Regions from separate parts of the Homo sapiens genome. Here region 1 is linked to region 2. Evidence: read pairs that join two places in POLR2A ChIA-PET (ENCODE). Cell type or tissue: PC-9. All regions are shown on one strand. Links, peaks and the distances in the headings refer to the core of each region. The heading gives the core; the rest is flanking DNA. Region 1 overlaps GLUD1 (glutamate dehydrogenase 1). Region 2 holds the start of SNCG (synuclein gamma).

Evidence for each region. ChIA-PET counts read pairs that join two places held together with the same protein. Peaks named below come from ENCODE experiments on the same cell type or tissue, not always from the same donor. Only the 100,000 strongest peaks of a DNase experiment are listed, where the experiment ranks them.
Region 1: POLR2A ChIA-PET joins it to region 2 with 13 read pairs; 8 of 35 experiments call an interaction of 5 or more read pairs at or near these places.

Annotation. Positions count from the first base shown.
Region 1 is chr10:87,042,180-87,050,748 of GRCh38, forward strand. GLUD1 (glutamate dehydrogenase 1) reads right to left here. Exons shown (of 13, transcript NM_005271.5): 13 at 8,023-8,569. Among named protein-coding and RNA genes, the nearest start is that of FAM25A, 26 kb to the left of the region's middle. In PC-9, for the core only: no CTCF peak of the experiment used is centred there; no DNase peak of the experiment used is centred there.
Region 2 is chr10:86,957,732-86,966,300 of GRCh38, forward strand. SNCG (synuclein gamma) reads left to right here and starts at 868. Exons shown (of 5, transcript NM_003087.3): 1 at 868-1,087; 2 at 1,902-1,943; 3 at 2,270-2,397; 4 at 4,873-4,944; 5 at 5,234-5,527. The coding sequence starts at 967. The coding sequence ends at 5,254. It overlaps ADIRF-AS1 (ADIRF antisense RNA 1), which reads right to left. Exons shown (of 2, transcript NR_170185.1): 2 at 7,556-8,569. RefSeq lists enhancers at 1,158-1,757, 2,958-3,558, 4,159-4,758, 7,978-8,037, 8,108-8,427. In PC-9, for the core only: a CTCF peak has its summit at 2,889 (motif pointing left); DNase peaks (open chromatin) are centred at 2,320, 2,840 and 3,940; H3K4me3 peaks cover 2,067 bases; H3K27ac peaks cover 3,117 bases.

The DNA.
Region 1 (8,569 bases), core at 1,924-6,923, 85 kb after region 2:
TGAGCCACCAAGCCTGGCCTGTTTTTTTTTTTTTTTTTTTTTTTTAAGACAAGTCCCGCTCTGTCCTGCAGGCTGGAGTGTAGTGGTATGATCTCAGGTCACTGCAGCCTCTGCCTTCCAGGCTCAAGCCATCCTCCTGCCTGAGCCTCCTGAGTAGCTGGGGCTACAGGCGTTCACCACCACTACAGCCGGCTAATTTTTTTATTTTTTATTTTGGTAGAGACAGGGTTTCACCATGTTGCCCAGGCTGGTCTTGAACTCCTGGGCTCAAGTGATCCGCCTGTCTCAGCCTCACAAAGTGCTGGGATTACAGCTGTGAGCCACCACACCTGGCCCTTTGTATAATTTTGACCTTTTAAAATTTATTGAGAATTGTTTTGTGGCCTAACATATGATTTATCATGGGGAATGTTCCATGTGCACTTGAGAGGAATATATATTCTGCTCTTGTTAGATGGATATCTTTCCATATGTCTGTTAGGTCTATTTGGTTTAGTGTGTTGTTCAATTCCTCTAGTTCCTTACTGATTTTGTCTAGATGTTCTATTTACTATTGAAGGTGGGGTATTGACTGGACACAGTAGGTCAGGCCTGTAATCCCAGCACTTTGGGAGGCTGAGGTGGGCGAATTGCTTGAGCTTGGGCATTTGAGACCAGCCTGGGCAACATGATGAAACCCCATCTCCACAAAAAATACACAGATTGGCCGGGTGTGGTGGCGTGTGCCTATAGTTCCAGCTACTGGGGAGGCTGAGGTGGGAGAATCGCTTGAGTCTGGGAGGCAGAGGTCGCAGTGAGCTGTGATAGAGTCACTGCACTCCAGCCTGTGTTGAAGTCTCTGTTATTGTAAAACTATTTCTTCCTTCAATTTTGTTAGACTGTGCATTTTAGAGCCCTTTTTTTTTCTTTTTCAGTTCATACGTATTTATAATTGTTACATCTTCTTGTGATTTGACTCTCTTACCAACATACGATGTCTTTCTGTAACATTTTTTGGCTTAAAATCTATTTTGTCTGGTATTAGTATAGCCACCCCAGCTCTCTTTTGGTTACTATTTGCATGGATTATCTCTTTCCGTCTTTTCATTTTGAAACAATTTGTGTCTTGGGTCTACAGTGAGTATTTTGTAAGTTGCATATTTGGATTGTGTATTACATCATTTAAAAAAAATCCATTCTGCCGATCTTTCCATTGGTCAGATTATTTACATTTAAAGTGATTACTGAAACAAAAAAGTTAATTGACCGGCATGGTGGCTCCCGCCTGGAGGTGAGGCTGCAGTGAGCCATGATCGCACCACTGCTCTTCAGCCTGGGGGACAGAGAGATTGACTCAAAAACAAAAAACAAAAACTTACTTATGGTTGGACTCAGGCCTGTAATCCTATCACTTTGGGATGCTGAGGTGGGCAGATTGCTTGAGCCCAGGCGTTTGAGACCAGTCTGGGCAACATAGCAAGACTCCTGTCTCTACAAAAAATAGAAAAATAAGCTGGGCATGGTGGTGCACACCTGTGGTTCCAGCTACTCAGGAGGCTGAGGTGGGAGGATCAGCTGAGCCTGCGGAGGTCAAGGTTGTAGTGAGCCGTGATTGTGCCACTGCACTCCAGCCTGGGCAACAGAGCTAGACCCCGTCTCAAAAAAACCCCAAACAGGCCGGGTGCAGTGGCTCATGCCTGTGCCTGGCACTTTGGGAGGCCGAGGCAGGTGGGCCACTTGAGGCCAGGAGCTCGAGAGTAGCCTGGCCAATGTAGTGAAACCCTGTCTCTACTAAAAATACAAAAAATTACCTGGCTGTGGTGGTGGGCGCCTGCAATCCCAGCTACTCAGGAGGCTGAGTATCACTTGAACTTGGGAGGCAAAGGCTGCAGTGAGCTGAGAATGAAACACTGCACTCCAGCCTGAGTGACAGAGCAAGACTCTGTCTCAGACAAACCCCAAAAAAGAAAAACAGAAAAACCTATACACCAAAGAACTTACTTACGTCATCATGCTGTTTAGTTTCTACATGAAGTGTTTTGCTCCTCAGTACCTTCTTTTGTGTTTGGTTAATGATTTATCCTGTAATATTTTGATCCTTTCTTAAATTCTTTTCTGTATATTTTAAAAGTTATTTTTTTAGTGGCTACTATGAAGATTTCATTTAACATGCTGAGTTCAAAGTCTAGTTCAGACTGATAGCAACTCAGCTTCAATAGCATACATTAACTCTGCTCCTTTCTCTGTCCCCTACCTATAGTTAACAAATTATGTCTTTAAACAATTAGTGCCTATTAACATAGATCCATATTATTTTATGCATTTTTTTTTTTTTGAGAAGGAGTCTCGCTCTGTCGCCCAGGCTGGAGTGCAGTGGCGCAATCTCGGCTCACTGCAAGTTCCGCCTCCTGGGTTCATGCCATTCTCCTGCCTCAGCCTCCTGAGTAGCTGGGATTACAGGCACCCGCTACCATGCCCAGCTAATTTTTTGTATTTTTAGTAGAGACAGGGTTTCACCATGTTAACCAGGATGGTCTCAATCTCCTGACATCATGATCCACCTGCCTCGGCCTCCCAAAGTGCTGGGATTACAGACTTGAGCCACCGCGCCCGGCCTTTATGCATTTTTTAAATCACAAAGAGGAATAGCATACCCAAAATACAGTAATACTAGCTTTTATATTTAGCGACATAGTTGCATTTACCAGTGCTCTTTATTTCTTCATATAGCTTTGAGTTACTATCTTGTATCCTTTCATTTTAGCCTGAAGGACTCACTTTAGCTTTTTTTTTTGAGCCCGAGTCTTGCTCTGTTGCCCAGGCTGGAGTGCAGTGGTGCAATCTCCACTCACTGCAACCTCTGCCTCCCACATTCAAGTGATTCTCCTGCCTCAGCCTTCCATGTAGCTGGGATTACAGGCACGTGCCATCACACATGGCTAATTTTTGTATTTTTAGTAGAGATAGGGTTTCACCATATTGGCCAGGCTGGCCTCAAACTCCTGACCTCAGGTGATCTACCCACATCAGCCTCCCAAAGTGCTGGTATTACAGGCATGAGCCACTGTGCCTGGCCAAGAACTCTTATATTTTTATTCATTTATTATTTTTGTTTAGTGACAGGTTCTTGCTCTGTCAACCAGGCTGGAGTGCAGTGGTGTGATCAGAGCTCACTGTAACCTCCAACTTCTGGTCTCAAGTGAGCATCATGAGTAGTTGGAACTACAGATGCATACCACCATGGCCAGTTAATTTTTTAAATTTATATTTTGTAGAGATGGGGTCTATGTTGTCCAGGCTAGTCTTAAACTGCTGGCTGCAAGCAATCATCCCGCCTCAGCCTCCTGAATAGCTAGGACCACAGGCCTGAGCTACCCTGTCTGGCTAATTATTTTTATTTTGTATAGATGGGGTCTCCTTACGTCACCCAGGCTGCTTGTGGACTCCTGGCCTCAGGTGATCCCACTTCAGCCTCCCAAAGTGCTGAAATTACAAGCGTGAACCCATGCTGAGCTCCCCCAACCCCCCCTTTTTTTTTTGAGATGGAGTCTTGCTCTGTTGTCCAGGCTGGAGTGCAGTGGCACCATCTCAGCTCACTGCAACTTCCACCTCCCGGACTCAAGCGATTCTTGTGCCTCAGCCTCAGTCAGCTGGGACTACAGGTGCACGCCACCATGCCTAGGTAATTTTTTTGTATTTTTAGTAGAAATGGGGTTTCACCATATTGGCCAGGCTGCTCTCAAACTCCATCCACCTGCCTTGGCCTCCCAAAGTGCTGAGATTACAGGCGTGAGCCACCATGCCTGGCCCCAGCTCCACTTTTGCATTCTTTTTTTTTTCTTCCCTGAGAGTAACATGGGGGAGACTTTAGCATTCTTTATAACACAAGTTTACTAATGATAAACTCCCTTGACTTTTCTGGGACTGTCTTAGTTTCCTTCATTTTTAGAGGTTATTTTTTTTTTTGAAAGATATAGGATTCTTGGTTGACTTTTTGCTGTCAGAACTTTTAATATATCATCTGTCAGTGGGAGAGAGGGGAAGAAGTGTCCTACTGCCTTCTGTACTCCGTGATTTCTGATAAGCAACTGTTAATCTTACTGAAGATCCCTTGTACAGGATGAATCACTTACCTCTTGCTGCTTTCCTGTCTTTAACTTTCTACAATTTGATAATAATGTGCCTCAGTGTGGATCTCTTTTAGTTTATCCTGCTTTGAATTTGTTGAGCATCTTGAATGTGTAGATTCACAACTCCCATCAAATGTGGGATATTTTTGGTCACTATTTTTATTATTTATTTATTTATTTATTTATTTATTTAGAGACGGAGTCTCGCTCTGTTGCCCAGGCTGGAGTGCAGTGGCGGGATCTCGGCTCACTGCAAGCTCCGCCTCCTGGGTTCACACCATTCTCCTGCTTCAGCCTCCCCAGTAGCTGGGACTACAGGCGCCCACCACCTTGCCCACCTGCTAATTTTTGGTATTTTTAGTAAAGATGGGGTTTCACCATGTTAGCCACTGCACCTGGCCTGGTCACTATTTCTTAAAAAAATCTTTCTAGGCCAGGGCACAGTGGCTCACACCTGTAATCCTAGCACTTTGGGAGGCCAAGGTGGGCGGACTGCTTGAGCCTGGGAGTTCAAGACTGGCCTGGGCAACATGGCAAGACCTTGTCTCTCCAAAAATACAGAAATTAGCTGTGCTTGGTGGTGGTATGGGCCTATAGTCCCAGCTACTTGGGAGGCTGAAGGGGGAGGATTGCTTGAGCCTAGGAGGTAGAGGCTGCACTTAGCCATGAGCCGTCAGATCACACCACTGCACTCCAGCCTGGAGGACAGAGCGAGACCGTCTCAAAAAAAAAAAAAACAAAAAACAACAACAAAAAAAAACCATAGGGATATATCTATCTGCATGACTATAGATTAGGCAATGGTTTCTTACATACACCCTAAAGCACACCAACCAGAGGAAAAATTAATTATGTTTTCTCAAGATTAAAAAGGAGACTATCAAGAAAGCACAAAGATAACAGATTGAGAGGAAATATTTGCAAAGTATATGCATGATAAAGGTCAATTATCTAGAATATATATTTCAAAAATTCATTTAGAGATAGGGTCTTGCTATGTTGCCTAGACTAGTGTTGAACTTCTGGGCTCAGGTGATCCTCCTGCCTCAGCCTTCTGAGTAGCTGGGACCATAGGCCTATACTACCACAACTGGCTGTGGAATATGTAAAGCACCCTTACCACTCAATAATGCGGACAAAACCCAATTTAAAAATGAGCAAAGGCTTTAAATAGAATAAAAATGAAACATTTAAGACTGCTGAAAGTGGTTGCCTTGGGGCAGTGGAAAATGGTGAGGCAGGTGGTGTCTGGATTGGAGGGGACGAGCTATTGTGAACAATAAACCTTGTATCACTATTTGGCTCTCTGGATCACGGTTCATAACAAGGGATGAATTTGTTCCACAGGGGACATTTGGCAATCTGAATATATTTGTCATTGTTATAACTGAGGGGGTCTTCCTGACATCTAATGTGTAGAGGCCAGGGATATTACTAAACATCCTACAAGGCAGAGAATTACATAGCCTAAAATGTCAACAGTGCTGAGGTGAAAAACTGAAGTATGTTTGAGGCTGGACGTGGTGGCTCATGCCTATAATACCAACACTTTGGGAGGCTGAAGCAGGTGGATCACCCGAAGTTAGGAGTTCGAGACCAGCCTGGCCAACATGGTGAAACCCCGTCTCTACTAATAATACGAAAATTTGCTGGGCATGGTGGCGCATGCCTGTAATCCCAGCTACTCCGGAGGCTGAAGCAGGAGAATCGCTTGAACCTGGAAGGCGGAGGTTGCGGTAAGCCAAGATCACACCACTGCACTCCAGCCTGGGTGATAGAGTGAGATTTCGTCTCAAAATAAATAAATAAATGAAGTATGTTTGATAAAAATACAAACACAAGTCAATAAAAGTCTGTTAAAAATATTAAAAAATCATAAAAACAATATTTTGTACAATATCCATAGATGTAGTTTTCTTCATGTGCCATGCTTTGACTACCTTAACAAACAGCAGGGCTGGGAAAGCCTGTCAGGGATGTTTAGTGAATATGGAATTTATTTGCTTGTGAGTTAACATGCCAGGCTTTTCTTTTTTTTTGAGACAGTCTCACTCTGTGGCCCAGGCTGGAGTGCAGTGGCGCAATCTCGGCTCACTGCAAGCTCCGCCTCCTGGGTTCACGCCATTCTCCTGCCTCAGCCTCCCAAGTAGCTGGGACTACAGGCGCCCGCCACCACGCCCGGGTAATTTTTTTGTATTTTTAGTAGAGATGGAATTTCACCATGTTAGCCAGGATGGTCTCCATCTCCTGACCTTGTGATCCGCCTGCCTGGGCGTCCCAAAGTGCTGAGATTACAGGCGTGAGCCTCCGTGCTCAGCCATGCCAAGCGTTTTTAAAAAAGTAAATCAGCTCTTTGGCTAGTCATGGAGTAAAAAAAAAAAAAAAAAGGAAAAGAGAAAAAATATAGAAAAAAGGAATGACCAATCCTACTAGTTAGGGTGCCAAAAGCACTGAAAATTCATGCCTTTACTTCTCATCTCCTTAATCAGGGATATTAGAATACACTGGTGTAGAGGCTCATAAAGCACCAGTTAAGTCTTCTTCAGGTGCTATATAAGTCATCTATGGCTATTTCAGAAGCAAGTAACTTGAGTATCGTGTGTGAGTTTTAAAAATAATTGAAAATAGGTCAGGCACAGTGGCTCACCCCTATAATCCCAGCACTTTGGGAGGCCAAGGTGGGTGGATCATGAGGTCAGGAGTTTGAGACCAGCCTGGCCAATATGGTGAAACTCCATCTCTAATCAAAATACGAGAAAATTAGCTGGGCGTGCTGGCACGCATCTGTAGTCCCAGCTGCTAGGAAGGCTAAGGCAGCAGAATTGCTTGAACCCAGGGGGCGGGGGGTTACAGTGAGCCGAGATCACGCTACTGCACTCCAGCCTTGGGGACAGAGCGAGACTCCGTCTCAAAAAAAAAAAAAAAAAAAAAAAAAAAAGAAAATTTCTGTCAAGGTAAAAAGAGTAATTGACCAGATTTTTAAAAACTAAAACCTTCAGGAGCCAAAATTACTGACACTAGTGCTCTCATCTTTATATAGCTAGCACAGGCAATTTAGTTTTCTAATATTACTATCAACAATACTCCTCAACATTAATCTTTAAAAAATTACCATTGGCCAGGCATGGTGGCTCATGCCTGTAATCCTAGTACTTTGGGAGGCCAAGGTGGAAGGATCACTTGAGTCCAGGAGTGTGAGACCAGCCTGGGCAACATAGGGAGACCTCGTGTCTACAAAAAAATAAAAACAATTAGCCAGGTGTCGTACCCATACATGTGGTCCTAGCTACTCAGGAGGCTGAGGTAGAGTAACTGCTTGATCCCAGGAGGTAGAGGATGCAGTGAGCCGTGATTGCACCACCGCACTCCAGCCTGGGTGACAGAGCAAGACACTGTCTCAAAAAACAAAAACCAACCCCCCAACCAAAAAAAAATCAGTATTTCCAATATATAGTCAAAGGCCACCACTAAGACTTATCCCACATTCACATGACTTAAATCTGCTGCCCCACCATTATTCTAACATTCTGGAACTGGTTTTTGTATCACTTTCCCCCTTACACATTTTAGTAGCCCACCTAGAGTGCAGATAGACACCACCATGCTGGGGAAGGGCTCACTATGCCCATATACTGGGGGCCTGTTTATCTGACTGACCCTATGCCAGGAGCATGCAGAGGCAGAACTGTGACATACGGACAAAGACCAAATGAAAGCCAGGCTTCACACTGGCAGTTAAGTAACTGGTGGAATCAAGTCTAGAATCCAGTTCTGATTACAGTTAGTATTCTCTCTTCAATAGTTGTTACATTCTGTGGCTAAATTATTCCACATTAAATCCCCTTTAGTGAAAAACGGCACTAAAAGTTACTTCACTATCAGCTTTCAACATTAGAGCCTCTTTCTCAAGAACAGCTGTTCATATTATTTAATAAAATACAAAATAATTCGAGAATAAAGACTATGCTTTCAGGGATCATTTCTATAGTTCGTTACTCGGGAAGTTTCTCTGAACGTGTAAAGCACCGAACAAAAAAAAAAAAAACAATTCAAGAATAAAATCTGGGCAGCTCACAATAAAGTGGAAGGAAATGTTATACAGGTGGTCGCTATAAACATTTCAGAAATCCAATTGCAGTATTATAACTTATGAAAAGAGAAACTACCACATGTAAAAACACAGAAAAGAAACGTAAGTTTTGGAAAACGTAGACTTTTAATAACTGCTTTTATCACCAGGTTAAGCCATGCAGTTACAAAGTAGTTAGAAATTTCTGAAGGGTGTTAGAGTTAAAAAAAAAAAAAAAGCTGACTCTTACACATATATTATCTAGCACTTCATGGGGACACTACTGTTCAAAAGGCCCTGGCCAAATAACTCCCAAATGAAACACTCAACCCAAGGATGTTTTCAGCCCACTGTTAGTGAAGCTGGGTGCAGAATGCAAAGCCTCTAAAAG
Region 2 (8,569 bases), core at 1,698-6,697:
GGGGCCGCCAACCACACAAGCCAGTTCCTGTCCCTGAGGACTTGGCTCAGGGACTCTGGGAATGTGGTAGACATGGGGTGGCCCCACCAAATGCATCCTTATGGGAACCTGCTCCCTGGGAGCCATGAAAAGAGCGTGGACTTCGAGGTGGGGCCACAGGAAGTGGTCAGGTCCATCTCAGGGGACCTGCTGCCCATCCACACTGCTGGCCAGGAAATGGGGGGCAATTCATGCCTCCTCAGCACCTTCAGCACTGGGCGGCTCAAAGAAGGGAAGGGACTATTCTGGGGTCACACAGCATGCAGCCAGAGGCCAAGGCATGAGGAAGTCCTTCATTTCCCCACCCCCACCCACCTCAGATCCTCCAACCGGTTTCATGGCAGCCCAGGGTCCAGCGGCATCCAGGATGCTGGTGGGTAGCTGCACAGCCCAGGCCGCGGGAGGTTGGCTGCTCTCACCTAACAGGCCTATGTGGCCCTGACCCCTACCTAGGAAGCTGGGGACAATGGCCAAGGCGCCTCCCCTCTCTGTGCCTGTCTGTCCAGGTGCAGCATAGACACAGCACCCCTGGGGCCAAGAGCACCCAGCCAGGGCTGCCCCCATGGGTGGGCAGGGCAGTAAATGAATGAGGGACAGGTTGGGAGGTGGCCAGCCCCCTCCAGCCCATGGAGGGCACGGGGCAGGAGAGCTGGGCTGAGCCAGCAGGAGCCCAGGGAGCCTGGTCTCTGCCTTCCTATCCTGGAGGAAGGTGAGGCTGAACCTCCTTCCCTCCCTCCCTCCCTCCCCGCCCCCACTGCACGCAGGGCTGGCTGGGCTCCAGCTGGCCTCCGCATCAATATTTCATCGGCGTCAATAGGAGGCATCGGGGACAGCCGCTGCGGCAGCACTCGAGCCAGCTCAAGCCCGCAGCTCGCAGGGAGATCCAGCTCCGTCCTGCCTGCAGCAGCACAACCCTGCACACCCACCATGGATGTCTTCAAGAAGGGCTTCTCCATCGCCAAGGAGGGCGTGGTGGGTGCGGTGGAAAAGACCAAGCAGGGGGTGACGGAAGCAGCTGAGAAGACCAAGGAGGGGGTCATGTATGTGGGTAAGTGGGGCATGGCAGGGTGGGACAGTGTGGTGGCCAAAGGGTGAGTGCCCAGTTACCTTCGCCAGACCTTACTCCCCAGCCCCAGGGAGGCATTTTGGGAGGGGGCGAGGCCCTGGCTATCAAGGTGGGGTCTCCAGACCCTGGAGCACCCACAATGCCCTGTGCACACCTATGTGTGTTTGTCTTTGGCCTCCTCGGGGCCTCTGGGTGTCAGAGACCGCAGACAGGGCTGGCTACCTGTCTGTGCACGCACACACACATTCCCAAGCATACCAGCCTCCCCTGAGCCTGGAGCCCCTGAAGCCATGAGCAGCCTGTGCTCAGGTGGCCCCCACCCTCTCCACACGGGAGCGGCTACAGCCAGGTCACGGATCCCCTCCCTCCCCAGAGAGAAGGGGCAGGCTGGGGGATGAAACCTAGGCTCAGTGTTCCCTCCCCCGCATCCTCTCCTGGCACTCTCCAGAGGAGGAAGGGGAGGTCAAGCCAATGACTCAGCTCTGGCCCATCCTGTCCTGTTGCTGCTTCTGAGGCCCGGCCACACCCGGGCAGGGGCTGGACCCTGGGTCTAGCCAGTGTCCCTACCTCAGGCCTGCTCTCTCTTGTCCCCCACATTCTGTCCTGTCCCCTTCCCATCCATCCACTTCTTCCAGACACAGCAGGAAGAGGCCCTCTGAAGGGGCCGCCGGCCCCCAGACACCATCCTTACCCCCCCACCGACCCCACAGTTTGTCCAGCTGTTCTGTTGTGTTTGTCCTGACCGCCCCCAACACCTCGAGGGAGGTCTGGGCTGACAGCTCCATTTCCTCCCCAGGAGCCAAGACCAAGGAGAATGTTGTACAGAGCGTGACCTCAGGTGAGAAGCCCCAGGGCCAGGGGACACATGGGGGATAGGACCCCTGGGGCTCCTGCATCCTAGTGCTGGGGCTCAAACCTAGAGTCCTGCCTTACCCCCAACTGGGGTCCCAAGCCCTACAGACCCCTGCAGACCATGAGGCTAAACTAGGGTGGGCGTCTCCTTACCCCCACCAGCATCAGAGGTGCCCTGGAGTCAGAGGGAGCAGGGGAGGGTCCCAGCAGGGCCAGGGCTCTGAGCTCCTGGGAAGGGGCTGCGAGCCTGACTCCAGCAGGCCTGCCTTGGGGCTGGGGCTGGGGTGGAGGCCAGCCAGTGTCCTCCCATAGTGGCCGAGAAGACCAAGGAGCAGGCCAACGCCGTGAGCGAGGCTGTGGTGAGCAGCGTCAACACTGTGGCCACCAAGACCGTGGAGGAGGCGGAGAACATCGCGGTCACCTCCGGGGTGGTGCGCAAGGTGAGCCCCGGCCCTCAGACCTGCCCAGTCCTCTCCTGGGCCCAGAAAGGCTGCTGGGCGGAGGCGGCATCACTCCACTCCACACCCCAGGAAACAACACGGGGGGCTGCGGCTGGCTTCAGTTTCAGTACCCACTGAGCGCCGGCATGGGGTGGGGTCCATGCTTGCTGTTCGACCTGCATTCGGGTCTGGAATCACCACAACCACCCCTTCGGGGGACTTGGGAGCCCATCTCATAGACAAGGAAAGTGAGGCTCAAAACCACATCTTCCGGACGGCTCTCAGCACTTAGGAGACACCCCATTTTATAAGTGAAAACAGGATCCCACACGGTGACAGGCAGCCTCCCGGGCAGTGGTCACCAGGCCGGGGGCTGAGTAGCACCAGCCCCGCCCCCAGGGCCTAGCCTCCCTCCCTGGGCTGGGCGGGGCAGCTGCCTCCTGCTGGGAGCCTCAGGGAAGTAGCGTCCCCTAGTGGTAAGAAAGCAGTGCTGCTTCTGACCCTACCCTCTGCAGCTGCCTTTGTGTGTGTGTGCACGTGTGTTGAGTGAGCATGTGGGTGCATTTGTGAGAATGTGTGGGTGTACATGCGTGTGAATGTACACATGCGTGTGCGGCCCAATAGCAGACAGCACAGGAGCAGTGGGGCGCACCCCAGGGACGGGTGTTGGCTGGGTGAGCTGTCCCAGCACCTGTGACACAGCAAGCTCTGCTTTACGCATTGTACGCTTATTAGTTCATTTAATAGACACAAAATCCATGAGACGGTGTGGAAACTAAGGCCCAGAGAGATTAATGTGCCCAAGGTCCCATGGCTAGTTCATGTGAGCTTGGAATTCCCCTGAGCAGCCTGTACTCTGAGAGACCCTGTGGCAGTGTAAGTGGTGGCCTGGGCTAGGATTCCTACCTGGGGGTGGGGCGGGGGAGCAGTGTCCAGCTCTCCTACCTGCTCCAGGCCTCCTAGGTGGTGGAGTCTGAGGCTCTGAGCACTGAGAATCCCTGCGTTAGGAGTGGGTGGGTGGAAGGGTGGGGGCTGCCCTACTCCTCTTGGCTCTGGGGCGATGCCCAGGTGTCTGCTTCCAGGGCCAGCACAGGGTCTCCATGTCCTTGGAGCTGGCAGCCGCTCCCTCTCCTAGTTCCCCTTTCTCGTCGTATGACCTTGAGAAGCAAAGGAACCTCTCTGGGCCTCCGTGTTCTCATCTGCAAGATGGGGGTGAGAGTGTCGGCCTCCCTGGGCTGTGTGATGAGGCAGGGCCATGACCTCCATGAAGCAATTCTCCTGGTCTATGTGAGCACCCAGCAGAGGAAGGTGACCATCATCATCATCATCATCATGTGTCCCAGGCAGAACACATAGAGCCCCAGGGGGCTCCTCCCTCCTCACCCCCAGCAAAAGAGGCCCTGGGGTGAGGGTGCCCGGGCATTCCTTGTGAATCCCGGAGCAGGGCTAGTGAGCCCTTGGAGCCACCTCGAGGGAGACTCATTTCCTGGTGACACCCCAAAACCAGTCACGACTCATCTCCCAGTGAACTGTGAAAGGCCTCAGCAGGGACTATCTGACCACTCATACCCCTGGCCTCATCATCAGCCTTAGGGCAGCAGGACTCAGCAGGTGGCCACCTGCCCTGCCCCTGGATAGCCTGGCCGACTCCCGCCAGCACAGCACTGCCCTTTTATGCCCCACTCCGCCAAGGGGCAGGATGGCCCTGGGGCAACACAGAGGTGACAGTATCCCCGCCTCCCCCCCGTCCCCCGCCAGAGGCAGGTGCTGAGGCCAGAGTGCAGGGCAATCACCAGTGTGGTCCTACACACCCAGCTGTCATGATATCTCACGCAAGTGTCTGGCCGGCATGGAGTGCAGGAGATAGAAGATGGGAAGTGAGAGAGGACTGTGTAACCTCTGCTGGCCCTGACCAGCCTGAGCCCAGAGCCTGTCCAGGAGGCAAAGAGAGGGAGCCATGCTCCTGTGGACTGAAGTGGGCCTGAAGCAAGCCTGATCTGATGCCAACACACCCCACCACTTTGAGCTCGAAGGCCCTGAGCTGCATGCCAAGCCTCCCTGGCCTCAGAGTCCCTATGTGAACCCCAATCAGTCTTCCTTGTAGGGCTACTGAGGGTGGGGTCAGACCTGGGGCTTCAGGGGCCTCTGCCCACTCTAACCCCCACTCCACCCTACCCCACCCAGGTTCCTCATCAGTGAAGCCCAACTAGGGGCTTCCCAGAGACTGGGGACCAGCTTGAGGGGTGAAGCTGGGCTCCAGGGTACTTGGTGCCCCTGGAAGGCCTCGGCATCATCAGAGCCCCGGGTATTGTCTGAATTGCACGCCCCCAATACCTCCAGCCCCTCCAAGTACAACAAGGCCACGAGGGGCCTCTGCTCCTCCTTGAGGCCAGGGTAGACAAGGCCCTGGTTGCAGGGCAGCTAGGGGTCTCTGCATTCTCCACATGGTCTCATGCCCCCTTTTGTCCCCTACAGGAGGACTTGAGGCCATCTGCCCCCCAACAGGAGGGTGAGGCATCCAAAGAGAAAGAGGAAGTGGCAGAGGAGGTAGGAGCTGGGCTCCTGGGGTGCACCATGGGGGGTTCCTTGGTAGGGACCCCATCCCCCACAGACGCACTGCTTCCCTCCTGGGCTCCCAGGGCCCAGAGGGGCCTCCTGACCTTCCACAGCCCCTACAGGGACTGTGTACAGGGCTAACCCTGAACCTGAGTGGGAGGTCCCCCCACGGATGACCCCTCAGGCATGGGGCACAGAAGACAACTTTTCTCAGCCCACTCAGGGTGGCCCATTAAGGCTGGGGCCTGGAGCTGGGTGTGCAGGTCATTCTCTCTCCCAGGCCCAGAGTGGGGGAGACTAGAGGGCTACAGGCCAGCGTGGATGACCTGAAGAGCGCTCCTCTGCCTTGGACACCATCCCCTCCTAGCACAAGGAGTGCCCGCCTTGAGTGACATGCGGCTGCCCACGCTCCTGCCCTCGTCTCCCTGGCCACCCTTGGCCTGTCCACCTGTGCTGCTGCACCAACCTCACTGCCCTCCCTCGGCCCCACCCACCCTCTGGTCCTTCTGACCCCACTTATGCTGCTGTGAATTTTTTTTTTAAATGATTCCAAATAAAACTTGAGCCCACTCCTGCCATGCTTCCTCTGGGTGCTGTGTAGCTTGAGGAGGGGTCCCCAGGTCCTCCCAGGAACAGGAACGGGTTCAGCCTGTTGATAGGACCAGGTATCCTATAGGGACACACACAGGGCATTCATGGGACCTGCGTGAGCCTTCAGGAACACCCCCAACCCACCCATTGCCTTTAACATGGAGGAGGCAGCACTGCCTTCGGCTCCCCAAGACATTCGACAGGACTCACAGTCCCATCCACGGGGATAGCTTAGCTCAGCCTCAAGGTAGCCCCCGCCTGCCTGCTCTGAGTCCCTGAGGAACCCACTGTCAGCAGGAGGTGAAGATAGGCTCCTGGGTCTTCCCTCCATGTGAGTTCTGGGCTCCAGTGTCGCAAGAGGAACAGGGCCACCTAACATCCTCCCTGGGGCAGATGGTGACTTTCAAAGATGGAGAAGTCTAAACCTAGTGAGGATGAAGGGCATCCCACAGGAGAGACAGAAGGTGGACCCTGCGGCGCCTCCCACCTGGCCCCAGCCAGTCTCATGCTCCCCGCTGGACCTGGAGCTGGGTACCCCTTGCACCCCTCCTGCACCCAGAAGCCTGCCAGTTGCCACCAAAAACACAACAGCAGAGACGCACGAAGCCGCACCTTGACAGAAAAATAGTAAAAAGCAACAGCTGCTGAGGTCCTCACAGGCGTTGACTGGGCACTGTTCTGAGCACTTCACCTTATTTAATCCTCAGAATAAACCTCTCAGGTTGGAGCTGTAGATCCAGGTTTTGCTGAGACGCACAGGACTGGGCAGAAGCCCAGGTGGCTCCCCAGCCCTGCTATGGCTGCATGGACCCCAAGGTGCTTACAGTGGATTGCCCCCAACCCAAAGTTTCAAAACAACCCAGGGCTTGCTGGCCAGTGGCCTACATGAAAGGCTGTTTGCCCAGCCCACTCTGAACAAGCCTGCCGGGCACGACGCAAACCACCCATCATGTAGGCCACTGGCCAGCGTGTCCTGGGTTGTTTTAAAGCCTTGCATGCCGGGCGGGCTTGTTCAGACCAGGGTTCCCTGGGGATCCTGGCTTCCCCTTTGATACTCAGATGGTTTGGGCTCAAAGCATCTCAGTGCCTTGCCCCAGGCCTTCAGGCCTGGGTGTTGGAGCCAGAGCTTGAGTCCGTCCACATGTGACTTCAGACACTGCCCTGTCCACACCGCCTCCCCATCCAGCCTCTGCAGTGGATTCAAGGGCAGCCCAGGAGGCTGGGAGCCCAGTCAGACACAGCGGAGCCAGGCTGTATCTGTTGTCTGGCCATGGGCATCCACTGAGGAGGCAGAACGGAGCAGGGGGCTGCTGGTCTCCACATCCCCAAGCACTGCCATGGGCAGGCATGAAGGGTCTGGAAGCAGCTCAGGCCAGTCAGGGCTGTTCCTGCTCCCCAGCCCAGACATGTACACATTAAGCAGGCCTGTATGAACCCAGGAGGAGGCCACCTGGGGCCTGGGTGTGCCCGAGAGTCCCCTGGGCTGTGAGAGAAAGCAAGGAGGAGCAAGGCTGGTCAGGTGATGGGGGTGAGGGAGAGGGCACCTATGCCCGGCTCCCAGCGACAACCTGCCCCAGGTTTCAGGGCCCTCTGCCTCTGCTGGAGGAGCCCAGAGGGGTCCCTGCTGCCCCTACCACAGCCCCCCTACAACCCCCTCTCACATACACTCAGGGCTTGTTCCTGGACTCAAATGACAAACATCACCAGAAAGCCCCTTCCCAGCCATGGGCACTGGCAGTGCTCTTTGCCTTTGAAACCTCATGTGCTCTGCACCCTGTGAGGCTGCTTCTGACCTCCCTGCAGGAGCACGGTTGACTCCCCTTATCCACCAGGATACACTCAAGATGTTTCCAGCTGCCTGCAACCCCAGATAGTACCAAAGCCTACATATGTATCTTCCTACACGTACACATGTGCCTCCCTATGATGAAGTTTATACATTAGGCACAGTAATAGACTAACAATAACCAGTAAGAAAACGGAACAATTATAACAATATACTGTAATGAAAGTTATTTAAAACATGAATTGTTTATTTCTAGAATTTTCTTTTTTTTTTTTTTTTGAGACGGAGTCTTACTCTGTCATCCAGGCTGGAGTGGTGGTGCGATCTCTGCTCACTGCAACCTCTGCCTCCCAGGTTCAAGTGATTCTCCTGCCTCAGCCTCCCAAGTAGCAGGGACTACAGGCGTGCGCCACCACGCCCAGCTAATTTTGGTACTTTTAGTACAGACAGGGTTTCACCATGTTGGCCAGGCTGGTCTCGAACTCCTGACTTCAAGCTATCCACCTACCTCGGCCTCCCAAAGTGCTGGGATTACAGGCAGGAGCCATCACGACCAGCTATTTCTGGAATTTTCCATTTAACATTTTGGACCTTACCAATTGCGGTGCAGGGGCCAAGGGAAAACTTCCCCTTTACCCTCTGAAGGTTCACTGAAAAGTCAGCTCATGAAAGCAGAATAGAAATGGAATACACATTCATTAGCATGCAAGGGGAAATCAGAGTGACTGCCCCACCACGAAATGGGGTACAGATGAGCAATGGGGAAGTGTGGGTAATTTCAGGGGGCTAGTAAATGATTTTCAGGGGAATTCAGTGGGCTTGAAGAACATACAGTGGCCTGGGACAAAGTCTGTTGGGCTCACAGAGCAGACAACGGTTTGCAAAATCTGTCCAGGTATGTGAGCAGGCTTCAGTCTTTCTTCCTGTGACAGCAGTTCAGTCAGAGAAAACTCCGGGAAGGGACCAGTGGTCATTGTTTTCTTCTTTGGTGGGTCCAGACTTAAGGCAGATGAGGAACTTCAGAGAACAACTTCACTGTATGCTTTGGAAGAGACAAAGGGTTGGGGGGCCTGTGGGAGTCTGGTCGGAGAGACCTTAAGGCTTCTTCAGTTCAGAATGTCACACCACTATATTTCGGGGTATTGGTTTCTGAGCCCCAACAATGAGTAACTGAAACTGCAGAAAGCGAAATCACAAATTAGCTGGGGGTGGTGGCTCATGCCTGTAATCTCAGCTACT